Linked DNA regions of Homo sapiens: region 2 is linked to region 1. The links are chromatin contacts, found by Hi-C or POLR2A ChIA-PET in ENCODE. All regions are on one chromosome and are shown on one strand. The core of a region is the stretch at or near the end of the contact, and the rest is flanking DNA. Distances in the headings are between cores, read along the strand shown.

The links. A loop is a pair of places that touch in the nucleus more often than their neighbours do. ChIA-PET counts read pairs that join two places held with the same protein, here RNA polymerase II (POLR2A). Pooled maps may share reads with other maps.
Region 2: a loop to region 1 is called in a pooled map, with 2.1 times the contacts of the local background. The contact joins two enhancer-like sites. A Hi-C loop is called at or near these places in 2 of 168 maps with a recorded cell type or tissue (IMR-90 and posterior vena cava), 2 of 37 single-sample maps with no recorded cell type and 2 of 50 pooled maps. POLR2A ChIA-PET finds 5 or more read pairs at or near these places in 4 of 52 experiments (HepG2, OCI-LY7, WTC11 and 1 more).

What each region holds. Positions count from the first base shown.
Region 1 is chr4:51,870,475-51,875,132 of GRCh38, forward strand. It overlaps DCUN1D4 (defective in cullin neddylation 1 domain containing 4), which reads left to right. Exons shown (of 11, transcript NM_001040402.3): 4 at 3,797-3,911. Among named protein-coding and RNA genes, the nearest start is that of DCUN1D4, 30 kb to the left of the region's middle. Within about 2 kb of position 2,403, at least 2 of the 41 ENCODE cell types and tissues checked have a DNase peak (open chromatin) inside an H3K27ac peak, as active enhancers do.
Region 2 is chr4:51,907,130-51,911,787 of GRCh38, forward strand. It overlaps DCUN1D4 (defective in cullin neddylation 1 domain containing 4), which reads left to right. Exons shown (of 11, transcript NM_001040402.3): 9 at 3,941-4,045. Among named protein-coding and RNA genes, the nearest start is that of DCUN1D4, 66 kb to the left of the region's middle. Within about 2 kb of position 2,247, at least 3 of the 41 ENCODE cell types and tissues checked have a DNase peak (open chromatin) inside an H3K27ac peak, as active enhancers do.

The sequences.
Region 1 (4,658 bases), core at 1,153-3,652:
CATAGGTGTTTTAAGTCTCTGGAAATGTACTTTTTTTTTTTTTAGAAGAATCTGATTTATACATGTTTTAGGAGCATTTATTCAACAAATATTTACTGAGAGTCTACCGTATGACTCAGTAATGGATGTATCTTATTATTACTGTAATAAGATACTGTATTAGCTGCTGAGTATGCACAAGTGAACCAAACAGGACCCCGCAAAGCAGTATGTGCCTTTGCACGTGCACTTGAGAAATCCTAGTTGTTGCTCTTGCTTAGTTGGGATCCCTGCAACCATTGGGGGAGCAGGTTTGGGGTAAACAGACTTGAATTGGGTGTTCTCTGTGCATTTTGTTTATTTAGTTCATGTTGGCAAATTACTATTTTAAGTAAAGTTGTTTCCCTAAGCATTAAAAAGTTGTTTTTTTTTTGTAGCCTGAATGGGTTCCAGGGTGGCTCTGCCTTGACCAGCTGTGCTGTGTGGTCCTAAGTCAATTCCCTTCCCTTGCCTGGATCTGAGTTTGCCTCATCCTCCTTGTGAGCCAGCCATGTGAGAGTCAGTGAGTCAGTGCCTGAACTAGGATGGCTGTTGGGGCAGGTGGATAGACACAGTTTCTTTGTGAAAAATGACCCCTTAACTGTCACTTGCTTACACTGATGATTAGAGTGGAGAGATTAAAAAAAAAAAAAAAGTCATGCCTCTTAGTTAGGAGATAAACATTTTAATAAATGACAGAATCACTGGGATGATTTGGGTCTCAGAGATGAGTAACTTTTCCACAGACACAAGAAAAAAGTATTTGTGAAACTTTTAATAGAAAGCATTTATCAATAAGAAAGAAACATAAGAGAAAGCTGAAAATGTTAGTTAACTTATGATGTTTGTGTATTTGCCAAAAACATGCTAATCTTGACAAGTAGGATTCAGTGGAAACCAAACGTTGTACAGTGTGTGTCTAGGAAGAACCAGGTGGTAGAGGAGCTAATGAATGAACTTTTATTGGTGAATATATTGGTGTAGACGTTATTTTAAACAGTGTTCCTCTTCTTATGGATTGAGGCGATAAGTGCATTTTCTTCTGTGTTTTGCACATGTGGAAGGGGAGGGGTTACTGCTAGACTGGAAGCTAAGAACCAAACCGTGACTGCTATTGGAAGAAAATGTCTTTTCTTCCTGCATATACATCTAAGGAGGGAGAAGCCAGCCTTGAGGATCAGGACAGACTCTTCATTTCTGGGCAGTATAACAGGCTTTACAGCTGAGCAGGGCAAACTTTTTCCTTCTGCAAGCCCTGCCCTAGGGCATTAATAGATATGAATAAATCTTTGTTTTTGTATGTTGGCAGTCTGCAGAAGCTTGGGTCACTGCAATTCTTTGGACCTTTTAATATGCTTTAGTGGTGTTTGTGAACCAGGGCAGCATTTTACAGGGAAGATGAATGGGGTGTGTGGGGTGGTGGGCAGCACTCCCCTTGACTCTTTCTCTTCCACACCCTGCTGGTGTGGGAGGAGTGATATGGGGGTGCTTAGTGTCTCTGAAGAGCTCTCTACTCCAATCCTTGGAAGGAAAGAGCCTGGTTGGTTCCCCAGGAATGGTGGCTGAGGGTCATCTGTTTAGACCTGAACTGGTTTTGTGCCGAAGGAGCAGGCAGGATCCTTGAGCCTGGGCACTGTCCAAGACTGGGGTCTGGGAAGGACCCTCATCTGGGCCAGAGTCCCAATTTATAATGGAAAGGGTGCTTTGAACTGGTATGTTGCTGAAGCATGTCACCTTAGGAACTTAGCACAGTGATGGAAGCCCAGATATGAACTGGGATTTAGGTTTCAGCTCTGATCATTGCTCTTAGCAGGGTTGTGAATGTTGGCTATTGACAGCTCTCTCTGCCTTCAGAGCAGGTATCTGGAAAGAGCTGTTCACATTCACTGTGTCCACTTCCTCACCTCACATCTCTTGTCTCTCCACAGCCCGCTGCAATCTGGCCTGCACTCCCACCAATCCATGGACACTGTACTTGATTGCTAAATCTCATGTGTGCCTTCACTCCTTACCTGAGTTGACCTCCGTGCTGCAATTGAACACTCCCTTCTCAAAGCATGCTCTCCTCCTTTGGCTTCCAGGACATGACACTCTCCTGGATTTCCTTCCTGCCTGGGTTTTACCTTCTTTTCCCAGGGCTCTGTCCTTAGTCCTCTGTTTCTGTTTCTGCTTTTATGGCCTCATAGAAGTGGCAGCAAATGGTAGCTGAGAGCTTGGGCTTTGCCACTGGGCTGCTTGGGTTCATACTGACTTGGCTTTACGTGCTGCTTTCCAGCTGTCACTTAATCTCTCTGCTTTGGTTTCCCTGTTTGTTAAAATATGATACATGCTGGTGAATAGTGTCCTGAGAGTTCAGTGAATGCTGAAGGCCGCCATGAGCGCAGTGCGCATGCCTCCTTCCGTGATGCTGCTCGGAACCAATGTCTTTATTTCAGCAACACCCGAACACAACACTTGGCACCTAAGCACTTAGTGAATGGGTATTTTTTTCCTTCATAAAACTCCTGAGAGGTAGCTATATAACATTTCTCATTCTTCAAATGGCGAATGAGAGACCCTAAGTAGGTTAGTGACTGATAGAACCACATAGGTGAAGAACTGGAACTCACTCATTGACTGCAGATCATTCAGTCCCCAGCACCCTTCACGCTCTCCTGTCCTCATCACTCCCTGAGAGCCCTGGGCCTTCAACCAAGGGCTTGTGCAAGGAGGAAAGGCATGAGGTTCAGAATTCACCACTTCTCACTCCTGAGACCTCAGGAGGTCACTTAAATACCTAAGCCTTAGTTTTCCCTGTCTGTTAAGTAGAAATAATTATCTTTGCCCTGCCTGTCATTCATGATTATTGTAGGAACCAAATGACATAATATATTTGAGGGCACTTGTACCAAGGTGGGGTATTTTAATCATCTTATAGTTGTCTTGTAGTTTATAACTTAAGACGGCCTGAAGCAAGACTGCCCAGATTCGAATCCTGGCTTTGCCGTTTGCCTAACCTCCCTCCGCCTCCGTTTTCTTATCTGCATAAGGCAATAATAGTTCTTTCCTCATGGAAACTGAACCTAAATGAGTTAGTACATGCAAGTGTTAAGAACAGGGCCTGGTTCAAAGTAAGACCTCAGTAAGTGTTCAGTGGCTATTATTATCTGTTATTACATTTTGGTATCAGACAATTACCAAATGAAAGTTATGTTTCCTAACTGAAAACCCTGACTGAATGTGGCAAAATCTTCAAGTGGCAGAAACAAACAAAATTGTTGTGGACATTTTGCTCAAGGTCATGTCAGACTTCTGCTTAAAAAACCCCAAATCCTGTTTTTTTTAAATCAGATATCTCTTGAAGCTTAAGACTACTGGGACTGATGTGCCTACGTGTATTTTAGAGTCAGGGTTACTTGTTGAGCTAACCTTGTTTCATGAAGTGTGTACATGAGATAGCACTGCAGTGCATTTTGAGAGAACATTGACATATAAGAGAAACAGAAAGGTTAGATGACTTAGATTAGTATTTTTGGAGAGTAAATTGAAATTATAATAACTTCTATTTCTGGTGTGATTTGGGTTGGTGGAAGTATTAACTTATTTGTGTCGTCGCTAGGTTTATTTCTTGACCATAACATTTTTTCAAAAAGGAACTAAAAACCCATCTTTTCTTTAACATCTAAATTCCTTACAATACAAGCTGTGGAAGTGTTTAAATTAGCAGTACTGTTCTTTGGAAGTACAGAGTTAGGATGTAGCATACCTTAATTTTGTGCTCTTTGAATTTGTTTTGTAGGAAGTCTGCGGTCTTGCAGTTCTTCAGACTGCTTTAATAAAGTGATGCCACCAAGGAAAAAGAGAAGACCTGCCTCTGGAGATGATTTATCTGCCAAGAAAAGTAGACATGATAGGTATGATGTAGAGACAGTAGATCAGAATCAGTGATACATATGTCGAAGATGCACATTTCTACCTAATTCAGTGTGGGTCTTCTAAGTGTGCAAATGCCAAGTGGAATGGGCTTTGCCAGTCGATTTTTCAAAATGTAATTATTTAATCATGTTTATTTTGTGTTTTAGTTTAAAAACGTAAGAACAAATTAGGTAATTTGAATTCTTAGAAGTTAAAGTTTTATCTTAATCCATTGATCGCCCAAAACTGGTGCAGAGTTGATTTCTTTCCTTTCAAAGCCTTGCTGTCTGTGCCTGCTGAGGACCACAGAATTGGTGTCTTGTTCTTTAAGCAGGTCTCACTCATTCACTTCAACCACAGAGCTGGAGAGATCTTCCTGTACTTAATGGTCTGTGCCCGCCCAGAATATCAGCCAAGCTGAGGTTTATTCTCACATGGGTGAGAATTCGATAGAACTGTGAAAAACAAGGCTCTTTAAATCGCTTCTCTTTCAGATAAGTGAACTTGTTAATTTTGGTAACTCCAAGGGCCTGTTAGATTCGTTTATTTCAAACATCTTTATTGTTTCACCCTGAGTTTAGTAAGTAGTTTTTTCTTCCTTGTTTCAGAAACAACAAACGAACATCATTGTCTAGTCTTTTCTACCTTTCTCCATCTTTCCCCATTCTGGCTTTGTGGGTCATATCACTAATGGGCCAGAATTTCCACATGTATTAATCCAGGGAATTTAAGTGAGATTTTTCTGT
Region 2 (4,658 bases), core at 997-3,496, 36 kb after region 1:
GACATTTTTTTAGAGTAGTGCTTACAGTAGTAGAATCAGATTGTACCAAATAAAATAATAAAGCCTGTGCCAGCTGGCAGATGTTTTCCTTTTGTTTTAAAGGAAGTGTCAAGAATTGAGCTTAATTGATTGCCTTGCAAACATTGTTGTCTCTAAACTAATGTTAGCTAAGTTCTAAGAGCACAATTAAACTCCCGTTCAAAAAATTATTTTGCTGTATTTTTGGTTTCATAAACTGAGCCACAATATTTCAGATATGAGCTTTTTACAGCCCTCTATTTTTATCTTTTGGTTACTTAGGTTAGCTGGGTTAAGGAGGACTGCATTTTCTCTATGTCTGTTTTTCCTGTGGCCTCAATTGGAACACCATGACACATGTAATAGGTCTTCACTTAAGGCCTTTTGATTTCATGTACCAATTTCTGACTTCACCATTTATGTTTGGAATTGTGATTTGCCTGTATATTATTTCTTGATTCCAGCTAGTCTCTCTTGAAAATCTTCTGGGTTTTAATTTTTCCCGTTGAATTTTTTTCTTTGTAATTTTAATAATTCAGGGTTCCTCTTTTCCTCTTTTCATATGTAAGTCTTAAGCTGTAAAGTTTGGTATAAATTGGAAATACATCTTTTGAAATAGTTAGGGGCCTTTGATTTAGCAGATCTGGATACTCAGATGTTTAAAGGTTCATTTTTGTAATATATTTCTATTTACATGTTTACAGTTAACTATTTTGTTTCAGTTGTTAAGTCATTTGTGTCATCTAAGAAAAAAATGCTCAATTGTCACCTTTTAGAGGAGAACCTATACTGAAACAGTAGTATGTGAACAAAGGCACTGGTTTTTTATTTCATACTAGAACTCTAAATCAGATTGTAATAAAATTTCACTGTTCTCTACACTAGCTCTTAGTCTTTAGCTTATGGAGTATATTTATTCCATTTATAAAATATAACGTAGAATATTTAGAGTAGGATCCTTTGGTTTTGCAGCTGTACTATATCATTCTATAACTTCTATTTTTAATCTGCATTAAGGAAGACCACAAAGTAGAATCTAGTTGTATATTGTGGGGGATTGGTATATCTTTCGTGTATAGAGCCTGTTCAGTTTGTATTATTATTTGAAAAATGACACAAAATTCCGTTGCTTTTTATCTTAGTAAATTAAAGTTTATGAAATACCTACATACACATTTTGGGTCAAGAGGTGGGTAGGGAGAGATGTTTTCATTTCCTTCTCCTTTAACCTTGATGGGCCTTCTGGGGATGCTGGTTGGCTCTTGGCAGGCTCTCAAGGTACCTTCTGTCTAATTCTGACCTTGGGATCCAGGAATCTATTGGTCTGCCCCTTGCTCCTTGGTGCTCCATGAGCAGAGAGTCACAGGATTTGTGTTGACAGCGTATAATTTTAATTTCTTACAAAGAGCTTTTGGATGTCTTTACTCCTTGAATTTGTTACGGTGATTTTTTTTTTTTAAATGCCTATAAAGTTGATGGCTGCCTGATAGCATCCTGGGAGATTCATTTCACTTTTAATTGGGAACCCCTTTGCAGAGAATGTCATTAGGATCATTGTTGTCAGAGAACCCCCTGCGAGTGTCTCCAATTTTGATGTTTAGTAGATGTTTGCTGTGGGAGCTCTCGACTGTTGTTCCCGGGAATTTTTAGTGTTTCCAGTCATGGTCATTTGCACATAGCCACAAGTCCACTCACAGGAAATGTTGGTTATCAGTGAGATGCCACTATTCAGATTGTGAGTGCATCCATAATATCTTTCTCTTATTTGCTAGGCCGAAGATGGTGTTAGTGATTGCGAGCTGCTGGCTGGCACCCTTGCAGAGCAGGAGTAAGTGAGTGCTGTTCAGCTTTCCAGTCCTGTGAGTCTGATGCCTTTCCTCCGTGTTTTGGCATCACTGCCAAACATATGCATTGAAATCCTTCATGATCATCAGTTTGTCAGATGATTATATTGTTGCAAAGAGTCTGTCCAGGTCTTTTGTATCTTTTTTTTCTTTTTTGTCACCTTAGTGTATGTCCATTGTGACGGGGACATAGGTATTGATGATGGTGGAAGAAGGCACAATATATATCACAGCAAGACTAGAGATTTGGGGTTTAGTGAATGATTACAAACTCTGCAAAGGGAAAACTCTTCCAGAGCGCCAGTGTTGTCAGCCCAGTGCTGCATAAGCTGTTGTTCAACAAATGGACTTTGGCCGAGTCCTGTGGTGCCGCGTGTGTTTCTCAACAGTTTACTCGTTTATCTTGTGGATTGCTTCATAGTATGGTGTGCTGTTGCCGTCTGCCACACCTGTGTTACAGGGTAAGAGGAAGTTTTCCATTTGCTTGCACAGTGTCATCACAGAAGTGTAAGCCCTTGAAACACAACAAACCAATGCAGTTTGTCTGGCAAAAGGCAGGCAGTCTCTAGATCACCTCTTCTCCTGTCCTCTTCTCCATTGGGAGTGCGTACTGCAGCCCTGAGCAGGACAATACATATGGCCAAGGGACAGGCAGAGAACCCTGTGGAAAGGAGGTCCCACCTGTTTGCATAGAACTGTGGAACTGGGATACACCTGCCCTCATCAGACTTAAGTTATGTGACCTCTGAAAGAAGGGTGATGTGGAGCCATCTGACCTGGTCTATTCATGGACAGTCGTTACACTTCACAACTGAGACCAAAAGGCCAGATCTATTGCACATCTTCCTTAGGCAACAAGTTTCCTTGTCTTCATCTACCTTGATTGTTGTTGTTAAGTGAGGCCCTTACATTTGCTGTATTAAGTCCCAATTCAGGGTCATGGCTAGAAATGGTTTGTATACTAAAGAGTACCTCACTGTTAAGCGTCCTTGCAGTGATGATTTATTTTATCAGGAGGTATATATGGCTGCATATGTGGCTTAGGGTGGTGGTCACAGCATCATCCCTTAATTTGAACATTTAGATTCCACTGCACTGGGCTAGCCAGGCACTTTCTCCCTTTGTAAAAAACTACTTTTACAAATTTCCACTGTAGTTAAGATAACACATGGAGGCTAGCTTTGGATATGTAAGGTATGCTTATGGTCCCAGGCCCTCTATTCCTTTCCATGGAAACTGACCGCTTGTAGTTCTGGAATGGAAGCATATAAGAAAGACGGAAATGAGAAATTAGGATCCTTAATTGCAAATGTAAGTGGAATGAGCTTACCCTGCCCTTATTTAGGTTTATGTTCTTATCTTTTTTTCTGGTGTCCTTATGAAATGTTGTCTTTCACTTGGTTACTAGTTAGGAGTATTTTACTAGGAAATTTACGTCTAAGAAATCTATCTATCTATCTGTCTATTGAAGGACTGTATTGATAGACTTCCTGCCTTCCACCAGAGTGGGTAGATGAATCTATCCTCTGATTTAGAGAGACACTTCAGAGCCCCAGCATTTGGTATGAGCTGAAGTCAATTCCAGCATGTTTAGGTTCAAGAAAAATATTTATCAATGAAATCAAATTGATTTCGTTTTTATTAAGGAAACCTGATTCCTAATCATAGGCATCAAAACCTTTAAGCTCCGTTGAGTTATAGGCTTTATGGTCAACAATTAGGATTTTGATAATTATCATAAATATCAAACAAGCAAGTGATTGAGTTACAAGTTTTTATTAATCCCATGAAAAGCCTGTAGAAACTGCTACGACATAACTAATTGATTTTGCATTAGGGTGATCATTCAGTTGACATAAATCTTTCTCACAGTAAATTTATATAATATCGTAATGCCCAAGCCTTCCATTGTGTTTGACTACCTCCCCTCCCTAACCTTAGTCTGGATGCAGGGTCTTTAAGGTGTATGATAAATGAGCTGTTTACTAATTTCCTGTTGAAGTGAATACACATTTGCAATTATTGGAATTTATTATTTGGGGGCATCTGGCTCATCCTTGTTTTTGTTTGTTAAACAGGAAAAGGACCAGCGCAGCCTAGACATAAACACTGCCAAGTGCATGTTGGGACTGTTATTAGGAAAAATCTGGCCCCTTTTTCCAGTTTTTCACCAATTCTTAGAGGTACCAAATTGTTGTTTTATGAAATGTATGTTTGCTTGCTTGGAACTACCAAATAACTTTATTCACCCGTTGTATGTAATTTTTTGTTTGTTGTACTTTTCTGCCTATGTAGGAATTACGGTGACATAATTGCTGTCAGTCAGCAGCTACCTATCTTCTTGGAGTGCATCTGTGTATGCGTTTAATGTTGTGTTGCTTCATTCCACATTAAAAATGCATCCGAAACAGCCACAGCTCTGTCCTTTTCTCTCTTTTCTCATCCCCATTTTAAAGCTTCACTTTTGTTTAGATTTTCTGTTCTTTGTAACAATAGAAAAAGAAGATTTACTTTCTTTTGACTTTAGATGAACTTCCACTTTTATTAAGCAGAGGTTTAAAAGACAGTCATCTGCCTTCTTACCAAAATTAGTTTGTAGTATGTTCTTATCTACTCTTGTCACCAAGTAACTTGAGGACCTTAGATCAATCTAAGTATTAGGCAGACTGACAATATCTCCTTCAGTTTAAATTGTCTTCAGATCAGTATCAGAACAATCCAGCACTTTATTCCATCATTGTTTGTGTGCTTTTAAGTATTGATGATCAGAAATTCTGAGCTACTGGTTTTGTTGAA